Regions from separate parts of the Mus musculus genome. Here regions 2 and 3 are each linked to region 1. A link is a loop called in an ENCODE intact Hi-C map of the cell type or tissue named here. Cell type or tissue: left cerebral cortex. All regions are shown on one strand. Links, peaks and the distances in the headings refer to the core of each region. The heading gives the core; the rest is flanking DNA. Region 1 has its middle 570 kb from the start of Gm20125. Region 2 has its middle 520 kb from the start of Gm20125. Region 3 holds the start of Cited2 (Cbp/p300-interacting transactivator, with Glu/Asp-rich carboxy-terminal domain, 2).

Region 1 (7,522 bases), core at 1,919-4,418:
TATCTTCCTGAGATAGGATTTTAGGCCAGCTTCCTGATTTTCAGATGATTTCATGTATTCAGGGCTTGTTGTGGTGGGAGAAATGGGTTCTCATGATGCCCACAAATATTGGCTTCTGTTGCTTATGGTCTTGCACTTTCCTCTCATCATCTGGTTGTCCCTGGTGTTTGCTTGCTGGGCAGCTCAGTCTGGAGTCTGCCTCTTTTGTCCCTAGTTTGCTTCAGGTCTCCTGTTAGGCATGTGGCCCTGGCTGAAGCAGACCACCTGTGGGGCCTTCCAAATGGGGCTTTTCAGAGGGACAGAGAAACTGCTGATCTGTTGCCCTGGCTGAAGTAGATCTCTTGGGAGGCCTTCAGACTAATGGGTCTTCAGAGGACCAGTCAAGCTATTGTCCTGTGTGAAGCTGTTCTCCAGTGGGGCCTACAGACTGTTTTTTCTGTTTCCCGGTGTGCAGCAGAACTTCATGGAGGCTTTCAGTCTGTTTGGTCAGTTGCCCTACATGCCACAGAACCCCCAGGAGGTCTTCAGATTGTAAAGTCTGTTACCCAGTTGCCCTGTGTACAGAGGAGCACCTAGGATGCCTTCATGCTGTGGTGTCTTCAGAGCAACAGACAAGCAGGCAGTCAGTTGCTCAGTTGCCTTGTGTGTAGCACATCTCCTGGGATGCCAGTTGCCCTGTGTGCATCAGATCTCCTTGGAAACCTCAGGCTGTGGTGTTAATTGTCCTGTGGGCAGTGGATCCTCTGGGATGGTTCAGTATATGGTATCTCCAGGGGAGCAGACTAGCTAACAGTCTGCCCCAGGAGAAAGGACACAATATCACTACTAACCAAAATGCATTCATAAATGATAGCTTCTGAGAAAGAGAACTTTTTTCTTTAATAGATTGACACTGAATGTACACCCTAGGTCAACCCCCACATTCAAGAATAGTTAAACAACACAAATCAGACTCCACATTTTTTAGTGGATGTCCTTGTTGTTGTAGTTGTTGTTGTGAATGATGACGACGACGACGATGATGATAATTGCCATAAATTACTTCTTTCTTTTATCTTTTTTTTTATTAGGTATTTTCCTCATTTACATTTTCAATGCTATCCCAAAGGTCCCCCATACCCACCCCCCCAATCCCCTACCCACCCACTCCCCCTTTTTGGCCCTGGCGTTCCCCTGTACTGGGGCATATAAAGTTTGCAAGTCCAATGGGCCTCTCTTTGCAGTGATGGCCGACTAGGCCATCTTTTGATACATATGCAGCTAGAGACAAGAGCTCTGGGGTACTGGTTAGTTCATATTGTTGTTCCACCCATAGGGTTGCAGTTCCCATTATCTCCTTGGGTATTTTCTCTAGCTCCCCAATTGGGGGCCGTGTGACCCATCCAATAGCTGACTGTGATCATCCACTTCTGTGTTTGCTAGGCCCCGGCATAGTCTCACAAGAGAGAGCTATATCTGGGTCCTTTCAGCAAAATCTTGCTAGTGTATGCAATGGTGTCAGCAGTTGGAAGCTGATTATGGGATGGATCCCTGCATATGGCAATCACTAGATGGTCCATCCTTTCGTCACACTTCCAAATTTTATCTTAAGAGAGAAAAGAGAATATGGTTTGGTGCGTAGTTTGGGTATAATCTGGGAGGAGCAAGCCAAGGATAGATGAAAAAGAATGTGATAAAAATGTTCAAATGAAGAAAAGTGGAAAGATTTATTATGTCATTATAAATACTCAAGCAGTGAAATTCAAATGTGGTTTTATAGTTAGCAAAAAAGGAATAGAATAAAGTCAAAATGTTGCCAACATTCAATTCTCTGTGTTGCTAGGTGGGCTTAATGAAGCATTATTAATGAAAGTATTCCAATACTACTCCAATTGCAAAGTTTTGCATAACTAAATAGGATATTTATTCTCCTTGTAAAGGAGATGAAATAATTCTGTAAAAAGCAATGAGGGTTTTTTGGTTTTGTTTGTTTGTTTGTTTGTTTGTTTGTTTTTGTTTTGTTTTGTTTTGTTTTGTTTAAACACAGACTGTAGTTTTCTAGATGTTTGTCACTGATTTTTTTTTAAATCACCGAAAAGATGAAAAAGAGTGTAACAAAACTTCATGCAGTATATATGAGATATTTTACCAATTATCAAATCTGGCTCACTCCCACATTTATGCTTCCCATAAGAATGATTACAGTGAAGCAAACCCTTCCCTCCAGAACTTGGCATTTGCAGATATCAATCCTACTTACTTTGAAGATACAGAGAAAAAATATAGATAACACTTAAATTTTGTAATATATAAATAATAAACAGTAATTGGTTTAGACTGTAAAGTTTAGAGTTATGACCTAACTAATAAATATTAAATTTTCTCATTTTATATTAGTTTATTTGATCACAATATGTTGGAAATCCAGACACAGCACAGACCTTTACAACACCTTTCGTTTGTCATTTAACCACAGCATTTTTAAGAACTTTACCATTTTTTTGTTGTTGAAAAATGAATTATTTCATTTATTTCAGTAAGTTTGATATTTTCTTTGAGATGTTTCAGATTTTTTTATTTGAATTTTTCAGGTTTATTTTATTTTTAATCTGATTACACCCCCTCCATAAATGTAGAGAACGAATAGCTCTTAGAAATAGCTAGTTGTCATGTTGTTACCACTCCATTATCATTAGCTGCTGTCTACAGTAACAATATTCACATTGTTAATTATGTCTCCCTTAAGCCACATATAAGTCTTCATTCTCAGTCAAAGTATCTATGGTTGAAAAGCCAGTGAAGACAGAACCACTAAAGTTGCTAAAGCATTGGGAAGTGAGCACATGTACCAACACACTAGGCAATGGGAGGCTGTGAGGAAGCCTTTGAAATAGAATCATCTTTTTGTTCAACTGCATCCAAACTGAAAGTCCAACTTGTTCCTTTTTATTTCAGTGATACAGTTTGATGGAAATGAGTCAGGGTGCTATAATGATCGTATAAAAGAGACTGGAGCCTGGTGATGTCATCCTTTATTTCAATCCTGGTTTTCTTTTATGAGCATCTGCCCACTGATGTTACTCACCAAGTATAGAGTAAGAGGATAATGAGGTCTTTTGGAAAGAGAAATGAGCCATATACTCAGAAATAAAGGTAGCATCTTGGGAAAAGAAGAACAAGTGCTACTGCCTAGTATTTCACAAATATTAAATAGACACTTTTTAGGCATCATTTTCTCTCACCAAATAATTATAAGGACATCATACATTTATCCACTCAAATTTAAGAAATGTATCCAAAGTTCCTGAACCTGTATCTAGGTGGTAGGAAAACTATAATTTCTTTTAAGTCCTTCGGTATGTAATCAATGGACACAATACCCATGTTTTTCCTTCCTTTTGCTTCTTTAGAGTAATATGGAAGAAATAATCAGGAAACAGCACTAATAAATCCTGTGATTGATACACTGTAGTTTTTGGTGCAATGCAGTCCATTTTTCAGGGTTTAAGGGAGGCTACATAGAGAAAGGTACACTCTGATCTAGGACTGTGGTAACACACCTCTGTACCTGCAGCACTGGAAAGGGTGGCCAGAAAATGAAGAATTTTCTCTGAGCCTGGGAGAAACCTTTATGTTATAGTCGTATGTAGTATTCCAGAAGAGGTAAGACCAATCAGGGGTGGAGGAAGTATTTTTAAAAGAACATTAAAGGAACATAAAAATGGCACCAAGTGGCTAAAATGTGATCATTGGGGGTACAGTGTGAAGCAATCAGAGCAACAGAGATAGAAGTGAAGAGAGAGGAAAGGCTGATGTTTCTATAAGTCCACAGAGACAAACAATGAAAGACTACCCACTATTAGAAGAGATGACAGCCATGCACTGACTTTTAGAAACTCCACTCTGGAATATGTAGTACTTGGAATAGAACGTAATTGTGATATAGTATATACGCAATTCAGAAAATCATTTTATCATCTGCTTTCTTTATGGGAAACTGTGGGGTTGATTTGAAAATTTCTCATTTCTGTAGATTTTAATTTACTTTCAGTTGAAGGATTCATTTCTGCTTGAATATCCTCTTTGAAAATAAATAGCACACAAGGTCACATAATGACATTTTATAGTTTTTGTAATATATTTATGTAAATACCTGATATTTTTATTTAGGCTACAAGAAATAGCAAGGAACTAAGAAATGAACATAACATAGAAATTGTCTCACTTTTGAACTCAGGTAAAGGAGCACATGATCATAAAGAGAAATCTAAAGAAATTTTAACACAGTTATAGGTGAGTTAATTTCTTATTAAAAAAAAAAACAAAACAATACTGCACACATACTTCAGTTACTTTCTGCAAATAACTGGTTGACAAGAAAGACCAATGAATGGGCTAGTCTTCAAGCCACATCTAACAACAATATTAACTATCCAGAAAGGAGCCAGTTATCCACAGAATTTAGGCAAAGCATGCTTGCTGCCTCTGGAATATTCTGACATTCATAAAAGATCTTTAAACCACAAAAAAAAAATTATGGAAGATCTTTTTTGTGCTATAGAAGAAGCAGTATAAAGGGAAATACTGGCTAATGCCTGAATTTCTCCTTTTGAACTATTTTAATTGATTTTTGTCCTTAGCCAATCTATACAATACAGTTTACATTCCTGGTGGGTCTTCCCTCCCTAGTTAAATATCTTTAGAAATTTCTGCTCACACATGTGTGCGCAAACACACAAACATGAAGAAGGGATCTCAATAGTCTTCCAGCTAATTTTAAATTCTCAAAAATATGAAATGATTAAGTATGATAGTCGTTAATATAAGAATATTTTCTCTTGCAGTACTTGGGAGACAGAAGCAGATGGATTTCTGAGTTTGAGGCCAGCCTGGTCTACAGAGTGATTTTCAGGATAGCCAGGGGCTACACAGAGAAACCCTGTCTCAAAAAAAAAAAAAAAAAAAAAAAAAAAAAACAAAAAACAAAACAAAACAAAAAACAAAAAACAAAAAACAAAAAACAAAAAACAACAAAAAGAAAAGAAAAGAAAAGAAAAGAAACAATATTTTCTCTTAAGCAAAATGTAAAGAAAAGTAAAAAGTAGCCATGATTAAAGAAATCACGGAGTCTGGGTGAGCTCAGTTTGTCAAGATGAGAAAATGAGGAATCTATATGTTAAAGATTAACATTTTTTCAAAATTCCAACATAAATTAATAGTAATACTGGAACAATTAAGTAACATAATCTGATGTGAGCATTTCATACACCATATATACATTAATTTCTGCTTCTTTTTATTGAACAATAGCAATTGAAATAAACAAAAATTGTATATGTACTATATTATCTGAAGTAGAATATAAAGAGAACTCAAAAATTCTAATAATTCAAACTAACAGAAGCATAGCAATAAAATAAAACAATGAAAAATTTGCAAATAACTCAAAAATAGAATGCAGCTAACAAGTAAACCCCCCAACAAAGGCATTCCGTACTAATAATTGTTGAAGAAACTAAATCAGTGCAATAGTAAGAAGCCAGAACAAGCCTTCTAGACTGCTCAATATTGACAAGAAATTTATAGAAAATAGATAGTCATTGTACCACATCAGTATGCTGCACACTGAGGATCTGAGGCAGGAAGATCATGTGTTCAAAAGGCCAGACTTGGATACATAATAATTTTCAGGCTGACATGTACTGTGAGGAGAAATGTTGTTTTCAAACTAAACCAGAAAATAAAATCTCAAGTGAGATGCAATTGTTACAGAATATGCCAAACTACATGATCATTTTGGGAAATGGTGTAGTTATTTCTTAGGGAATTAAGTGTAAAAGTTGTGTATTGGAGACAGAAACTACCCAACAAGATTGTAAACACCTGTATATGCTCACATAATAACATGAATACAAAAATCACATATATGCATGTATGTATATATACATATATATGTATATATATATATATATATATATATATATATATGAATTCATAATTGTGGTGGTTAATCCCCATTGTCGACTTGTGAGGTTTGAAAACAGGAAGAAAATAAATCAGTGAGATCTGTAATGCATTTATTTGAACTAGGTTAATTGAAGTGAGAAGATTCAACATTACTGTGGGAAATAAATAAATAACTCAGCCCAAAGATGGAGGTATGGGCTGAATGAAGAGGAGGAAATTACAATTATCCATTAATATCAACTTCCTAAATCCAGGTTTTTTTGTTTGTTTTGTTTTGTTTTTTAATTAGAGCAAGGGAAGAGTAACTAATACAGTCACATACTTACAAGGACAAAATTGCACCAATGAAAGCAAGTCAGCTGTTACCAGAAGGGGACATTGTAAAGAGAGTGAGCAGTCAAGAAACTTATGGGATTATGTTGGGATGAGAAAAATATTCTATATTTTATTTGTGGTGGTGTGATTGCATTTCTATTTACTTTCAACGAGTTAATATGAATCAATTTAAATGATACATCAATAAATCTGTTAGATGAATAATGCCTCCTTAATCCTCCCACACTCCTATGTTGAAATGTAACCACCAGAGCCTCAGGATGTGACTTTATCACATCAATTAAAGTGAGGTCATCAGTATGAATGCAATGCTGGAGGACTCATATTCCTTAGACATAGGGCATCTATATATAAAGAAACTGCATAGGAGATGATGTTAAGATATTTAGGAAGAACATTATGTGCACATTCAAAGATAATAATTTAGAACTGTATTTTTGACTCAGTTCTCAGAAGACTAATTCTGTCAGGACTTTAATTTTGACTTCTAGACTCTAAAATAATGAAGCTATAAAATTCTTGTGTTTGGGCCATGTAGTTACCATATCTCTAAGAAACTAGTATATTTGACCTGAAAAATTACTTTGGAAAATTTTATATTCACAATTGAAAAATAAAAACAGTCCCTATTATATTACAGACAGTTTCTCTATTTTTTCCTTTTTTCATTGGGTATTTATTTCATTTACATTTCCAATGCTATCCCAAGAGTCCACACACGCTCCCCCCATTCCCACTTCTTGGCCCTGTCATTCCCCTGTACTGAGGCATATAAATTTTGCACTACTAATGGGGCTCTCTTTACACTGATGGCCGACTAGGCAATTTTCTGATTCATATGCAGCTAGAGACATGAGCTCCAGGGGGGTACTGGTTAGTTCATATTGTTGTTGCACCTATAAGATTGCAGATCCCTTTGGCTCCTTGGGTGCTTTCTCTAGCTCTTCCATCGGGGATCCTGTGGTCCATCCAAGAGCTGACTGTGAGCATCCACTTCTGTGTTTGCTAGGCCCCGGCATAGTCTCACAAGAAACAGCTATATCTGGGTCCTTTCAGCAAAATCTTGCTAGTGTATGCAATGGTGGCAGCGTTTGGAAGCTAATTATAGGATGGATCCCCGGATATGGCAGTCTCTAGATGATCCATCCTTTTCTCACAGCTCCAAACTTTGTCTCTGTAACTCCTTCCATGGGTGTTTTGTTCCCAATTCTAAGAAGAGGCCAAGTGTCCACACTTTGGT
Region 2 (7,522 bases), core at 1,900-4,399, 54 kb after region 1:
AAGTATAAGCTGAGTAAACCCTTTCATCCCCAACTTGCTCCTTTGTCATGATGTTTGTGCAGGAATAGAAACCTTGACTAAGACACTCATTATCTAGATGTGTCTACATGTATCATCTAAATTATGCTGAGCTTCAATTTTCAAATTTGAGTTGGATGTATAATAATACATGTTTGGTTACAAAGTTTGGCATCAATATTTAAAGGTAACATGCATCTTAATCTTTGAATATTATTCATAAACTCTCAATTGTTGACATGACTTCTTATCTATATTTAATACATTACTTATTTATTAACACAAAATATTGAAAAATTAAATATCAATAATTTCTATTGGAGATAGCATTATTTCATGCTTTTATGGCTTAAAGAAATCATTTAAATTGAATTTTATGTGACAATAATTTAATAGAATTTTAATTTGAATAAAATGGCCCCAGATGCTCATACATTTAAATACTTAATCCCCAATAGGAATTGTCTAGGAAGGATTTTGAGGTGTGTCCTTGGATGAGGTGTATAACTAGGGAAAGGCTAGTTTCCTTCTCTGTATCCTACTTAAGTCCAGCATGGACTATAACCCTCTGAAATTGTAACTCTAATTAAACACTGTTTTTTAAGTTACTTTGGTCATAGACCTTTGTCACAGTAATAGAATAGTAACTAAGACAAATGGGAAAATGTCTATCATTTCTGTCAGCAACAGGGCTTATAGGTAATGATTCCCAGTAGATACCTGATATTACAGGCATAACTTGCTATATTTTGGACATCATTTCCCAAAGGACCATATGTTAAATTCTTGGTCTTCTTTGGGGTTCTATTAAGTGGTACTAGAACCTTAATAATTTACAGCTTAGTGTAAGTGATTAGGTCTTTGTGGGTTTATTCATGATGTGGTATTAGCCAGTTTCTTTTTGTTCTTTACTTCACGATTCACGAGATGAGCTGCTTTTCTCTGCTACATTTTCCTGCCATGATGGTCTGTGGCATTAGAGAGCAAAAGTAGAAAACAAAACAAAGCAAAGCAAACAAAACCCCCAAAATAACAAAAACTCTAAAACCTGGTGCCAAATTAAGCTGTTTCTTTCTATTCCCTCAGATGTTTCTTTATAATTAGAAAGATCAAAGACAATTGCAATCATTACATATAACATACTTTTCAATAAATTACGTTTAACTTACAAACACAGTACAATATTAGATTAACAAGAATAAATAATAATTCAAACACTTAAAAATATTATGTAATAAATTTGGGTGAGCAGTTTTTTACTTCTCTCTCTCTCTCTCTCTCTCTCTCTCTCTCTCTCTCTCTCGGTAACTTATTGTACTATAGATATTATCAACATCAACAATTGAAGAAAATGCTTTTAGAATTCTGTTTGGCTTCTCTGACTAACCAGTGTCAAGAGTCATGGAGTTAGGATCATGAATAAGCAAAACTCCTTAATTAAAATATATAACACTTCATAAGCAAGTCAACTAGTAAGGGCCCAATGTGGGGATATGGCACTTGGCTTTACAGCATCAGAGAATACTTCACTGAATAAACAGAATGTTCACAAGACATGGCAGAGCACACCACACAGAATATATGAAGGTTTAAATTATGAATTGTTTATTTCTATAACATATTTTAAAATTCTGATGATGGTAGATTGTAGAGAACTGTATCTGTCAAAATAGAGGAAAATACATAGGAATTAAATTTAGAACATTAATATTTTCCACACAAGATTGTAATTTGGATATCCTAAATACTCCCTAAAATAACAAACATCTGAACTTTAATTATTATTAGTTGCAATGAAAAAGTGGTAGAAACCAGGCAGTGGTGGCACATGCCTTTAATCACAGCACTTGGGAGGCAGAGGCAGGCAGATTTCTGAGTTCAAGGCCAGCCTGGTCTACAGAATGAGTACCAAGACAGCCAGGGCTACACAGAGAAACCCCATCAAAAAAAAAAAAAAAAAAAAAAAAAAAAGAAAGAAAGAAAGAAAATAAAGAAAAAGAAAAAAGAAAAAGAGGTAGAAATAGCTGACAAATTATCAAGCTTTCAGCATTTATGATTTTTCAATCATTGACTAATTTGTTCTTTGTTCAGTTAGCATACCATTTGTTTTGTGCTAATTAGGAGGTCACACAGAAGCCAGGACAAAAGCTGCTCATCATAAATTCCTGCTTCTGATGAAAACCTCTGCAATCCTTATCTCTGCTGTGACCTGTGTGTTTATGTAACAACTCAGGGTCTTTACTTACATTAAAAATGAATGAAACATGTATGTTCACTTCAAATGTTAGAAAGAAAACCTGTTGCAAATGACTTCTAATGATACTTCATCTATTTGCATGACAAATTTCCTGAAATAATTTAGATTAATAACTTTGCTTTCATTTACAACCAACCAATCCCACTTACAAAAATTGAAAGTCTTCATAAGTAAAATATATGGGTTGTCCATTATTTCCATAGATGTCGTCTTTTAGAAGCATGTGCCTGAAGACATGTAATAAAAATATGAACCCCTTACAGAACTACTATGATAAACAATGATATCAACTCTGAATGAAAAAAAAGGGGGGAAGCCATAAATTCAAAAATACTTAAAGGAGATTTTAATTAAAAATAAATGGAACAATTAAGCTAATGATCTACAGATAATATTGGCAAAATAAACTCATAAAATAGTACATGTTAGTGGTTTCAATTATGTACATAAGTATAATTTGCAGTAATTTGCTACTAAAATGGATTAAGAAGAATTTTGAGAGGCAGGGTCCTTAGAAAAATGTTCTTGGTCACTTTCTTTTTTCCCAACAGTCTTATGAAACTGTTGACCAATCACCAGCCACAGAATTTATGATCTTCTGTTTCTTTCACTTACACTGTGTTAATGATATCTCATCCTATGATACACAAGAGTTCTTATAGTTTCAAATGTGACTTAGTTTTTATATTTGTTATACAAAACTGTACGTACTTAGTTTGAATATCTGGTCCATTCTGGGCTGTTTTCACTTTGATATTTATGATTAAGCAAATGAAGGTACCTTGATCCTTTTAAGTGACTTAAATAAAATATGGAGGGTTTTAAGAAACAATATAGTTGTACAAATGACATTCAATGTAACTGAGAATTAATTCTTTTTCTACCATTATGGATACCTGTATTATTGTGTTCACGTGCTGTAAAGTTGGGCTTTAGTTACATTTGGCTTCCCAACACTTCCAAAATATACCACAGATTTGTGATCCCTACATCTTTAAGTGCATATGTAACACAGACTAAAATATCCTTCCCCGGGCTCAGATGACTGCCAAACACATGCCTCATTAGAACAAGCCAACAGAAATATCTCTACTCCAGTGTTACTATCCATGATTCATTTCCTTCCTCCTACCCATTTCCTTCCTTCCTCCAAATCTCCTTTCCTCCTCATTTTATGGCATTTACACCCTCTCATCTTTGAGGAGACACTATGACACATTTCATCAAAGGGCTAGTTATAGAGTTAGATAACAGGAGACTGAGTCAGCGTTCCAGTTGCATATTTGAGCAAGGTCTTCATATTTTCCACTTTGCTCATCATTAACACTTAGGGATGTGTTAAACACTACTGTAGGCATTATATACGAATGAAACATTAATAAATGAAGAAAAGTTATGCTTAGCATATAACCAATCCATCTACCTATTTTATTACCCTAGTGATTACATATGTGGTCTGAATCTCTTTCTATTATATTTCTTAAAAAACAGAATATTTATCCTTTCCCAAGCTGAAATAGTCATCAGCCAAATAATTGAGGTTTGTGTACTTTTGCTTTTATTAGAATATAAAAGAGACTGTCTTAAAAAGGAGACCAGATATAAATACAATATACATGGCCTAAAGATAATTGTATACAATATGCTCAATTAAGCTATGTTTTGTCTGTGACCCATCCATCATTTGAGGTCAAGTACAGAATTTATAATTATGTCAACATTAAGAGAAGTTTTTTATTTTGGAGCATTTCAATTTTTGGATATGTGAATTAGGATGCACAAACTGTGTTAACAAAGTCACAGTACAGTGTAATTATATTGTTCTCTGTACAACATATGCTCATTCACAAAAATCGAAAATGTATGTTATTAGCAAGCATATAGCACATAACTGAAAAACAGGCCACAACATTATTGTCTAGTGCAATTTTTTTATAAATCCAGTAGGATGGCCAAAGTACTGGACATCTAAGAGTTTATAGTGAGGAGCCTGCTGCTGATGTCCAGGAACAACTGCCTAGAAATTGTTCACTTTAACATCCATAGTTTCTGTGTAGGGAGTAGTGGGACATATGTGGACACATGTCTAAGGACATCTCACCTTTTTCAAAATACATATAAGTACATTCAGGAGAAGCAACATGTAGTTTTAGATGAGTATGAATTGTCTATTATCTTAGTAGAATCTCAAAATTATACCTACATACCATATCCTGTAGTGCATAAAGGACAAATATCTATTTCTAATACCAGAATCATGGGAATATATTAGAGTACCAGGAGTAAACTCAGTGTCTGCATCTTCCTTGGTCTTATTTATAAAGTGAAGTCTTCATCCTCCATTCTTGATTTTAGTGTCTATTGTCTACCCTTTTCTGTATAGGATCACTGGCTCTAACAGCCTTTAGGGGATATACTATTAGTCTATTTCAGGGTCCCAATTTGTCTAAAGTTGGAGATCAGTGGAGGTGATTTGATATCTGCTTTGGATTGGCTGAGTCACCATGCCCGCTTCAGTGTCTGCCTTCCACCTGGATCCTTTCTGTTGGATGTTCAGATTCTAAGTTCTCTTCCTATTGGACTTCTGGTATTTTGACACTTTCTTACATTGAATCTCTGATTTTGATCTCACACTGCTGTACTTGCTGGTGTAATAAAGACACAACTGTTAGGATGTGGTAATTTACATGTCACTTTGTATAGTAATTTGAGTTACGAGTGAAGAAGAGAATCAGAGGCTGATTAGAAAGTCTAGACTAATTTGCATCAAAGAGAAGTGAAAGAATTATAATAAGAAGCTGAGGGAGAGAAGGAGTGGGCGAAATAGTTCAGTTCGTTTTTGCATAAAGGAAAAATGGAGAGAGAGAGAGAGTCAGAGACACAGAGACAGATATCAAGGACAAAAGTCTTGCCATGCATTTGAAAATTATGTACCATCACATGTAATCCGTGTCATCCTTAGTGTAATTTCAATAAGTGTTTTAATTGATATTCAACTTTCTCATGTTGGAATTCATTTGAATGGGAAACATTGCTTAGACCACACACTCTGCTGAGCTTCACAGTTTACAGCATTGGCTAACAACACTTCAGCCTGGGCAAATCTGCCCAAATTATCCCCCGCTTTGCTTTAGGATTGACCTTAGTTAGTGGCTGTTGTGTTGTCTGCCACACTGCAGACACTATCTGAGCCAGACGGTTAATAACAATGACTAGCCATTTATACTACAATTAAAAGGGTGTTCTATGGAAATATTCTGCATTAAATTGATAACTACTGGCCTTTTGATGTTCAGTTGAAATCTATGTAATCATGATATTCATGGCATTTTATTATACATAACAAAGAATTTTTTTCTTCCATCTAACTTTCTATACCCTGCATACATTTGTCTCTTTATTGAGAATAAAGAGCTATGTAACTCCCTTTTGAGTTGTGAAATGTGTTGTCCACTCCACCAGAAGAAACAGCATGTGGTCTAAATAAAAGGAAAGGGGTGCTATATAGGACACTGAACTCCTTCTGAAATTAGGGTAGGTTTCCTCAGAGTTCATGAATCGGTATTGGCAGTATAGCAGCAAAGAATAATCTTGGAGCCATTCTCAGCAGGATGCATGCTTCAGACATATCACCAAGATAAATAGCTTTAGTTAAGCACATTTGATATAACCATCAAAGTTTATTTCATGAAAACAAAGCGAAAGCATTCAGCTATTCTCCAGACAAAAGCACATTTATATTCATAGAGTTGAAAGGGATCAAAATAGCCTTATCATGATAAATTTCAACAATCTGAGGTTTTAAAGGGTGAAGCTATCTTCTCAAGGTCATGATTAGATTTTAGAGCTAGATTTTAGAATTTGCGAACACCGATTCAGTGACCTTTATGCTACATTACATTTTGTCTAAATTATTGATATATAGGGTGTCAAAAATACCAAAATATCAAAATTATTTATATTTTCTGTCTTAAATCCCATGGTTTAATATCTAGGGTACATTTTTCAAGTGTAGACATGTTTAATTTGAGTCTTTGCAAAGAGGTTACTTAAACAGCAAGGAGAATGATTAATTTCATCAGAATTGCAACAACATGTTAAACTTAATTTAATTTAGACATGACTTTGAATGTTTAATCTAAAAGGACCTTTAAAGATCAACTGAAAACATATTAAACATACTAGTAACACTTTAACTAAAAAAAAAAATAAGCTTAAAAATTTATACCTGCTTATTTATATTTTTCTGTCTTTCAAAAGATGGGAAGTCCTATTAAAATCGCAGTCTGCACCATTGTTGCACAATATGCAATGCTTAAAATCATCAATATCAATGCCTCAAAACATTTTCTTTTGCCATATACTAATATGCTAAACTATGAATTAATATTTATAATTTAGAGATTATTTGCAAATAAATTATTATACATACTTAAGTATTCTGAGCATTCTCACAAGTCACATATCATCAAAATTCAAGCAAAATATTTCTATGTCTAGAATTAATTTAAGGTGATTCCTGGCACTATTTAGTGTGGTTCAATATTGAATAAAAATGTTTATGAAATACATCTGTATGCATTGCTCAATGTTTCTGTGTACTTAAAGTAGTCTAAGCAAGGTTTTTTGTTTGTTTTTTATCATTCAGAGTGTACAACTAGCCATGGAATAAAAGGCTGCGTTTTCTGTTACAGATGGGTAATTATTGTCGAGTTAATTCAGAATCCTATTTGTTAAAGCTATACATTGAAAGTTTAAAAGGACAGTCAGTAGGAAAATTTGAAGATGTGAAGTGTCTGTTCAATACCATGTCCTGTATGTTTACAGTACACCTGAATAAAATAAAATCCCTGCTTGATATGATTTGAAAATTAAATGGCCCCCAGAGGCCCAGTTAGTTTCCATCCGGTGGTCCTGTTTGGAAAGGCCATGGAAACTTAAGGAGGTGGAACATTGAGAATAAATATTTCATAGGGGTATGCTTTAAACTTTTGTAGTCTGTCTTGGTATCTCTCTTTTTCTCTACCTCCTCTCTTTCTCCTTCTTTCTTTCTTCTCCCTGCCTCGTCCATCCCTCCCCTTCTCTCCTTCCCTCTTTCTGCTCCTACTACTGTATTTTTTCTGCCATGGTGAATGGAATTTTCTTTGGAACTGTAAACCAAATAAACACACTACTTCAATTTGCCTTTAGTCTGGGTATTTTATCACAGCAACAGAAAAAATAACTAATATGCATGCCTTGGCTAAA
Region 3 (7,522 bases), core at 1,777-4,276, 1.2 Mb after region 1:
TTCTCCAAAAAGTAAACATTCTTGAGGTTTCAAAATCATTTGCATACAGGGTTATAAATGCTTGACAGTCTGGAAAAAGGGTAGACAGGAAGAGAGAAGGTTTTGTTGTTTGGGGTGCTTGAAAAGGGACCAACTTGGGGAAGACATAGGAGTAATGCCAAAAAAAAAAAAATTACTGAATGGGGCAGGCAATGTATCAGAATTTCCAGTTCTCAAGAAATACAGGAGAGAGAGAGAGAGAGAGAGAGAGAGAGAGAGAGAGAGAGAGAGAGAGAGAGAGAGAGACTGTTAGCTAGAAGGGTGAAAAAGAAACGAGATGGGGGAGGGGTACTGGCTCTTTACAGCAGGAAGTCGTCCATGGACATCGAGTTATGAAGAAACAACCGTACTCAGAAGTCCTTATTCGGAGCGCTAAACTCGATTTCACCACTTAAAGAGAGAGATACACGCTCCAAACAGCCTCATCCTGGTGTAGGAAAAATAACTCGCAAAGCAAGAGAGCTAGGACTGGATAGTGGCCCAGACCAGTGTTAGGGGTTTTATTTGCAAGTCAATGAGCCAAATGGGCGATCGGGCTCGTTGTGCTTCGTTCTGCAAGCAAGGTTATTATTATCACCGCCTATTGCTCCACTGAACAATTTCACTGAAAAGGAAGACTAGTAGCCGTGTGTGCGCGCACTGTGCCATACAGGACGTGCTGCTACGTGCCCACTTCCAAAACGACTTTATTTACAAAGCGATTACCAAGCTATCTATCTGTTTTCCTTTTGCAGCAGCAGCAGCCTTACTCAGCCCTCGAATTTCTTAATTACAAACCCGTTTGCTTCTAAATCAACCCCAAACCGTCAGGCAAGAGCCCGGAGGGAGGCTGTGCAAGTTTGCACACACCCCCACCTCCTGGATCAAGGGCAACAGCAGAAGCAAGTAACTGTGTATGTGCAAAAAGGTGGATCTGGGGACGAGGATCGCTGAGTTTGTTTACAGAGCAGGGACGCCTCAGCTCGGATGCCAAAGCTACCAAGAGCTGCAAACGCAAACTTAGCAGAAGCACACGTACTCCCGGAGCGTGGAGCAGGCCGTAAAGTGCGGAGCGGATTCCAGAACCCCGGGAGTGGAGCCGCCCCGGCCTGTGAGCGCGCTCGGTCCACCTGCAGCCGCTGCCGCTCCCCGCCCCCAACCCCTGTCCTTGAAAAGAGTGGAGGTGCGGAGCGGGGGTGAGGGGTGGGGAGTTAAAGGGTGCATCCACACTAAGAAAAATACCTCAGTTAGGTGTACGTGCTGCCTGTATATAAAAAAAAACAAAACCACAAACACAAACACAAAGGCGCGGCTCAGGAAAGCGCGCTCAGAGGACAGGACACGATCGGCCCAGGGCTTTAAAAATCTAACTCGGGAAAGCATAGCCATTCTTCGTAGGTTGGGAAGAGTTTGGCACCTAAGAAAACTCTGCAGGGCAGGGAGGCTGAGCGAACCCCTTTTTCCTGTAGAGGGCAGGGCAGATCACTAGGTAAGCCGGGTGAGCGAGCTGGGGGTGGGGAGATCTAGCCAGAAGGAGGTGGGGAGTGCTCCTTGCTCCTCTCCTGTAGATGCTTCCGTGCACTGGGTGGCCGGGAGGACTAGCTCCGTGTCCCTGAGGTGGCAGGCACAACCTCGCCTTTGGGAGCCAGAAAGCCACTTCGGTCCGGAGACCTGCTGGGCGGCGCCGGGGCGCGCAGCCGCTGCGCACGTGCAGCGCGGACTCGCGGACGCGGCAGAGGACCCGATCCAGGGTGCTGATGTTCCGGGATCCGTGTGTTTGCGCTTGCCGCCGGGGAGGCTGTCGCTCCGCCCTTCCTGAGATCCTTATATTAACAGTGGCCAAAGCCCGGAGAAACACAGCTCATTGTTGGCAGCTGCCTGGCGGTCTTGCGGAGCGGCTAGGGCAGCGGAGGAAAAGAAAAGGGAACGGCTCGGAATTTGCTCCAGCGGCTGCTGCAAGACCTCGGCGCCAACCTCGCACCGGCGAGCGCCTCACAGCCCATCGGCTGTCCCTCTATGTGCTGCTGAGCCGGTCCTGGACTCGACGAGCCCGCCTTCGGTGTTCCGAGCAGAAATCGCAAAGACGGAAGGTGAGCGCGGCGGGCGAAGCTAGCCAGGGCTGCTGCCAGCCTAGTCCTCCGAGGGCAGGGCTGGCTCCGGGGACAAGCGTGAGGCGGAGCTGGGGAATAACAACAGGATGTGCAACCACAGGGTGAGGAGGGCTGATTGAATGCCTGAAGTTCGCGGCCCGGCTCCGGGGCACTTCCTTTATTAGGCCACTTCAGGGAACCCAGGGGGGTGTGGGCTCCGGTCCCCCTCCCCCCGCCACACTTTCCCGGATCCTAGGGGAAGGGGCAGGTCGCTCAGCGCCAGGCTGTGCGGGTCCGGCAGGCAGCAGGTCCGCCGAGGTAGCGAGCTCGGGTGCACGGGCTGCTGGTGGGCTCTCTCGGGGGTGGTGGTCTGCAGCTTGAGACGTGCTCGCGGGTACGGGGGGCTACAGAAGTGGGGTGCGCTCTGGTGGGCGACACGTGTGGCGCGGGTCTCAGCGTCTGCTCGTTTCGCTTTCAGGACTGGAAATGGCAGACCATATGATGGCCATGAACCACGGGCGCTTCCCCGACGGCACCAACGGGCTGCACCACCACCCTGCCCACCGCATGGGCATGGGGCAGTTCCCGAGCCCGCATCATCACCAGCAGCAGCAGCCCCAGCACGCCTTCAACGCCCTCATGGGCGAGCACATACACTACGGCGCGGGCAACATGAATGCCACGAGCGGCATCAGGCACGCCATGGGGCCGGGGACTGTGAACGGGGGGCACCCCCCGAGCGCTCTGGCCCCGGCCGCCAGGTTTAACAACTCCCAGTTCATGGGTCCCCCGGTGGCCAGCCAGGGAGGCTCCCTGCCGGCCAGCATGCAGCTGCAGAAGCTCAACAACCAGTATTTCAACCATCACCCCTACCCCCACAACCACTACATGCCGGATTTGCACCCCACTGCAGGCCACCAGATGAACGGGACAAACCAGCACTTCCGAGATTGCAACCCCAAGCACAGCGGAGGCAGCAGCACCCCTGGCGGTGCGGGTGGCAGCGGCACCCCCGGCGGCTCCGGCGGCACCTCGGGCGGCGCGGGTGGCAGCAGCGCGGGCGGCAGCGGCGGTGGCAGCACCATGCCCGCCTCGGTGGCTCACGTCCCCGCGGCAATGCTGCCGCCCAATGTCATAGACACTGATTTCATCGACGAGGAAGTGCTTATGTCCTTAGTGATAGAAATGGGTTTGGACCGCATCAAGGAGCTGCCCGAACTCTGGCTGGGCCAAAATGAGTTTGATTTTATGACGGACTTCGTGTGCAAGCAGCAGCCCAGCAGAGTCAGCTGTTGACTCGGTTAACCTCGCAGGCGGAAAGAAATCACCCTCCCCACCCCACCCCCACCCCCAACTTCTTCGGTGTGAATTAAAAAAAAAACAAAAAAACAAACATTCCCTTAGACGCAGTATCTCGCTTTTCAGATCCTGAAAGGGTTGAGAACCTGGAAACAAAGTAAACTATAAACTTGTACAAATTGGTTTAAAAAAAAAAAAGATTGCTGCCACTTTTTCCTATTCTTGTTTCGTTTTTTGTAGCCTTGACATTCACCTCCCTTATGTAGTTGAAATATCTAGCTAACTTGGTCTTTTTTGTTGTTTGTTTTTACTCCTTTATTTCCTCACTTTCTCCCGTGCTCAACTGTTAGATATTAAGCTTGGCAAACTGCTTAATCTTGTGGATTTTGTAGATGGTTTCAAATGACTGCGCTGCGTTCAGATTCATGAGTGAAAGGAAACATTGCATTTGTTGGCTGCATGATCTTTGAAGGGCAGATATTACTGCACAAACTGCCATCTCGCTTCATTTTTTTTAACTATGCATTCGAGTACAGACTTAAGTTTTCAAATATGCTAAACTGGAAGATTAAACATGTGGGCCAAACCGTTCTGGATCAGGAAAAGTCATACCGTTCACTTTCAAGTTGGCTGTCTCCCCTCCCCCATATGTACAGACAATAATAGGGTGTGGAATGTCGTCAGTGGCAAACATTTCACAGATTTTTATTTTGTTTCTGTCTTCAACATTTTTGACACTGTGCTAATAGTTATATTCAGTACATGAAAAGATACTACTGTGTTGAAAGCTTTTTAGGAAATTTTGACAGTATTTTTGTACAAAACATTTTTTTGAGAAAATACTTGTTAATTTATTCTATTTTAATTTGCCAATGTCAATAAAAAGTTAAGAAATAAACTTGTTTTCTAAAAGTCAGTCATTTGGGGGGGGTTGTCTTTACATTCCACTTGTTATTGCGAGTAAGCTTTCAAAGGATAATAAGTTTCAGGACACTAAAACAGGTCACCGTGAGCTTAAGGGAAAGCAGGATTTAGGATAATTGACATAATGCTGCTGGTTACCTTTGTAGCATGCCTCTTGGTGTGGTTTAATCAAAGGCTGAGAAGTTGTCACAGTGTTTTTGTTGTTGTTTCTTTGCTGTTGTTTCCATTTCCAGTGCTCCTTGGCTAGGAAGGCTAGCAATATTTAATCTTTCTCACTGCGTGGGGGTGGGGGGAGAAAACTGTTTTTGATTCAACTACTTAAAAGGACATGGACTAGAATATTATACTGAGTGATTGATGGGGTGGCATTAAATATAAATTACCTTTATTTCAAGTGATGAATTTTATTTCTGAGCAAAGGCGCTAAGGATAGACACATCTGCCAGCTTAACCTCAAATAGATTCTGACTGGTTTGCAGTTCTGGGTGCAAGAGGGGGGTGGAAACCTACCTTGAGGCTTCCAATAATATTTAAGTTTTGCTCCGAGGTTGACTCAAAGGTCAAATTACAACCTTCATAACATGTTCCCTCCCAAGCGTGCCCCATTTTCCAGAATTCTGAGCTGCCGCTGTCCCATGCATTAGGTGCCAGGGACCTCAGTATAAAATGAGTTTAACAGCCTGGGTGAGCTGAGTCTTTAAGCAGACCAAACCCACATTCAGTGGGTGTCAGGGATAGCCTTACATAATCAAGCAGAAGAGAAAGAAAGTGTCAGAGCATCCCAGGTGAGAGAGGAGTTAGGTTGTTGTTGCCTGTCATGTTTTCACGCTTTCAAGAGCAGCATACCCTCAGCCAAGAACAGAGACTCCCACTGACCCTATGGAGAGACCAAGGAAATGCAGGCCAAGAAGGTCTTACAGCAAACCTTGCTTCAAAAGAGCGGTCCCTTTTTGTGCTTTGAATCTGATCCTAAAGCCCATGTTTGCAGTCAGAACAAGCAGGTAGGGCTGCCCTGGAATCTGGCACATAGGCTGACTGAGAAGGACTCCGAGTGGCTCGACTCTGTTAAGTTCTATTTCCAAGCAGGACAGGTAAAATTAAGATGCATAGTGCACTGGGCTTTTTATAACTCTATAATTGACACCATCCTATTAATAATTGTGTTCTATGAAATCACGCAAAGCTCATTCACCCCAATTTTCAAACAACCCCATTTCTCCAAGAGTTAAAGCTGAAGTTCTCTTTAGCTACGGCATGTCAATATTGCATCTGCAATCCGGCAGTAAATCTTCCTAGCCAAGCATTTTTCACAGTAAGTTTTTCTTTCCTTTTTTCTTTTCTTCCCCCCTCTCCCAGGCTCAAGTGAAAAAAAAAAAAAAGTTTGCATACAGCAAATACTGGTTTGTTCTCCCAGGGAGTGTGTGTGTGTGTGTGTGTGTGTGTGTGTGTGTGTGTGTGTGTGTGTGTGTGTGTCATGAAGAGGCAAGCAAAGAATTGTCATACCACCCCGATTCACCATTTATTCTGCCAGGGAATAAGCCATAACACCTGCTCTGTCATTAAATCGCTCCTGCTGCTCCAATGCCGGACACGTATGTAGAGATGCAGAGCTCAAGGAACTATTATTAGAACTTGGACCCATCCCTGTTAGAACAGAGGACTCAGAGAGCTGGCTAAAAGCACAATTTGTCCTCAGTGCAAATACAAACTCCCCTCCCCCACCCACCATCTCTATTTCATTAAAACTCTCTTGATCAACAATTGAGCAGATCCTACGTGATATCTGCAGGTCGCTTTAGGCAGAGAAAAATAAGCCCTTGTTTAAACAACCTGATTAATGAAACCTGTACAGTGACCTAGATCACCCGGCTCCTGGCAGACATTTGCAAAACCTTCTGTGGTCTTGCTTCCTACTAAGTTGCTGAGGGCATATGGGGAAATTTGACCTCTGTACCTTGGCTGTTTGTCAGAAAGTTCTAACGTGGTACAAGAGGGCCTCTGTTCTTTAGGTTCTGCTCACAAACAGACACTGCACGCTTGATTTTCAAGACGAGATCAGTGATAAGCACAGCCCCATTGACACACAACAGAGGAATATGTCTGCGTGAATATAATCGTGCTGCTCTGCCGGGTGCTTGCTAAAATCCCGGTGGCAGCATCTTTGTGGCTGATAAAGACGTTAGAGCCCTGGATAGGTCTTTGAAGAACAGTTGCCTAATCACCACTGTTTATGGGGTGCTAGGCTAGAGCACTTGTTCCAGGAGGCTGACATCTATTGTGAAGTTTACGGTCTCTGTGACTTTTACTACTGTAAACGCCTGGGATGGCTATAAATTGATGTCAACATTAAAGGCCAGATCCTTTAGAGCAAAATATTAATCCACTAATCTATTATGGGTGGCTGGCTTTCAAATACAAACTTTGCAGCTCTGGATCATTAGGTGTTTTCGCCCCCTTGTGGAATTTATTCAGAAGGTTAAAGGAAAGCGCCTCTCTGGAGAGGTTTTTTTTTTTTCTTCGTTGCTGAAGACTTTGGTTTTTTTTTTTTTTTTTTTTTTTTTTTTTTTCCCTTGAGCAAATATTCCATGTTTGTTCAACCATTTTTTTTTTTTTAAATCAACAGGACTGGAGATTAAGCACTCTTTATAAAAATAAGAGTATCTTACCTACCTGTGGTTAAAGGTGCATAATTTGAGATTGGCTTCCTCTTTGGAAATATACACTGGCTTAGGGATTTTCCTTTTGAAAGAGCAAGGAATGGAGGTTTGGGCCAATGCTTTAGCGTATCAGATGTGGGGATGGCAAACATCTGAAGCCCCACAACAGGACTGCTGGTTTGTATATGAGGGTCAAGAAGACTATACTCAGTTGGGGTGAGGTTGAAGACATGGTGGGAAATATTCAGGAATGCAGAATGCAATTATGCACGTTGGAATGTGACCTAGCCACTGGCTCTAATCTAGTGAAAAGGACCACGGGAACTCTAATGAGAATAAATGTTGCTGTCTAATTGAGTCAGGAAAATTTACTTCAACATAAACCTGGCAGATAACATTGTCTCCAAAAGAATAAATGGAGAACTTGGAGAATGTAGGCTAGCAGCCACTGGCCATTTTTTTTTTCTGTTATGTTTTGTTTTTGCTTGCATAAAGGGACTATTTCCTGTAGCTTCAGAGATGGTATTTACCAGC

The links. A loop is a pair of places that touch in the nucleus more often than their neighbours do. Peaks named below come from ENCODE experiments on the same cell type or tissue, not always from the same donor. Only the 100,000 strongest peaks of a DNase experiment are listed, where the experiment ranks them.
Region 2: it touches region 1 in a loop (5-fold over the local background); 2 of 42 quality-filtered maps call a loop at or near these places.
Region 3: it touches region 1 in a loop (4-fold over the local background); 2 of 42 quality-filtered maps call a loop at or near these places.

Annotation. Positions count from the first base shown.
Region 1 is chr10:16,521,380-16,528,901 of GRCm38, forward strand. No RefSeq gene overlaps it. Among named protein-coding and RNA genes, the nearest start is that of Gm20125, 570 kb to the right of the region's middle. In left cerebral cortex, for the core only: no CTCF peak of the experiment used is centred there; a DNase peak (open chromatin) is centred at 2,957.
Region 2 is chr10:16,575,392-16,582,913 of GRCm38, forward strand. No RefSeq gene overlaps it. Among named protein-coding and RNA genes, the nearest start is that of Gm20125, 520 kb to the right of the region's middle. In left cerebral cortex, for the core only: no CTCF peak of the experiment used is centred there; a DNase peak (open chromatin) is centred at 3,357.
Region 3 is chr10:17,721,352-17,728,873 of GRCm38, forward strand. Cited2 (Cbp/p300-interacting transactivator, with Glu/Asp-rich carboxy-terminal domain, 2) reads left to right here and starts at 1,877. Exons shown (of 2, transcript NM_010828.3): 1 at 1,877-2,108; 2 at 2,587-4,323. The coding sequence starts at 2,595. The coding sequence ends at 3,404. In left cerebral cortex, for the core only: a CTCF peak has its summit at 3,092; DNase peaks (open chromatin) are centred at 1,804, 2,750, 3,072 and 3,904; H3K4me3 peaks cover 2,500 bases; H3K27ac peaks cover 2,369 bases.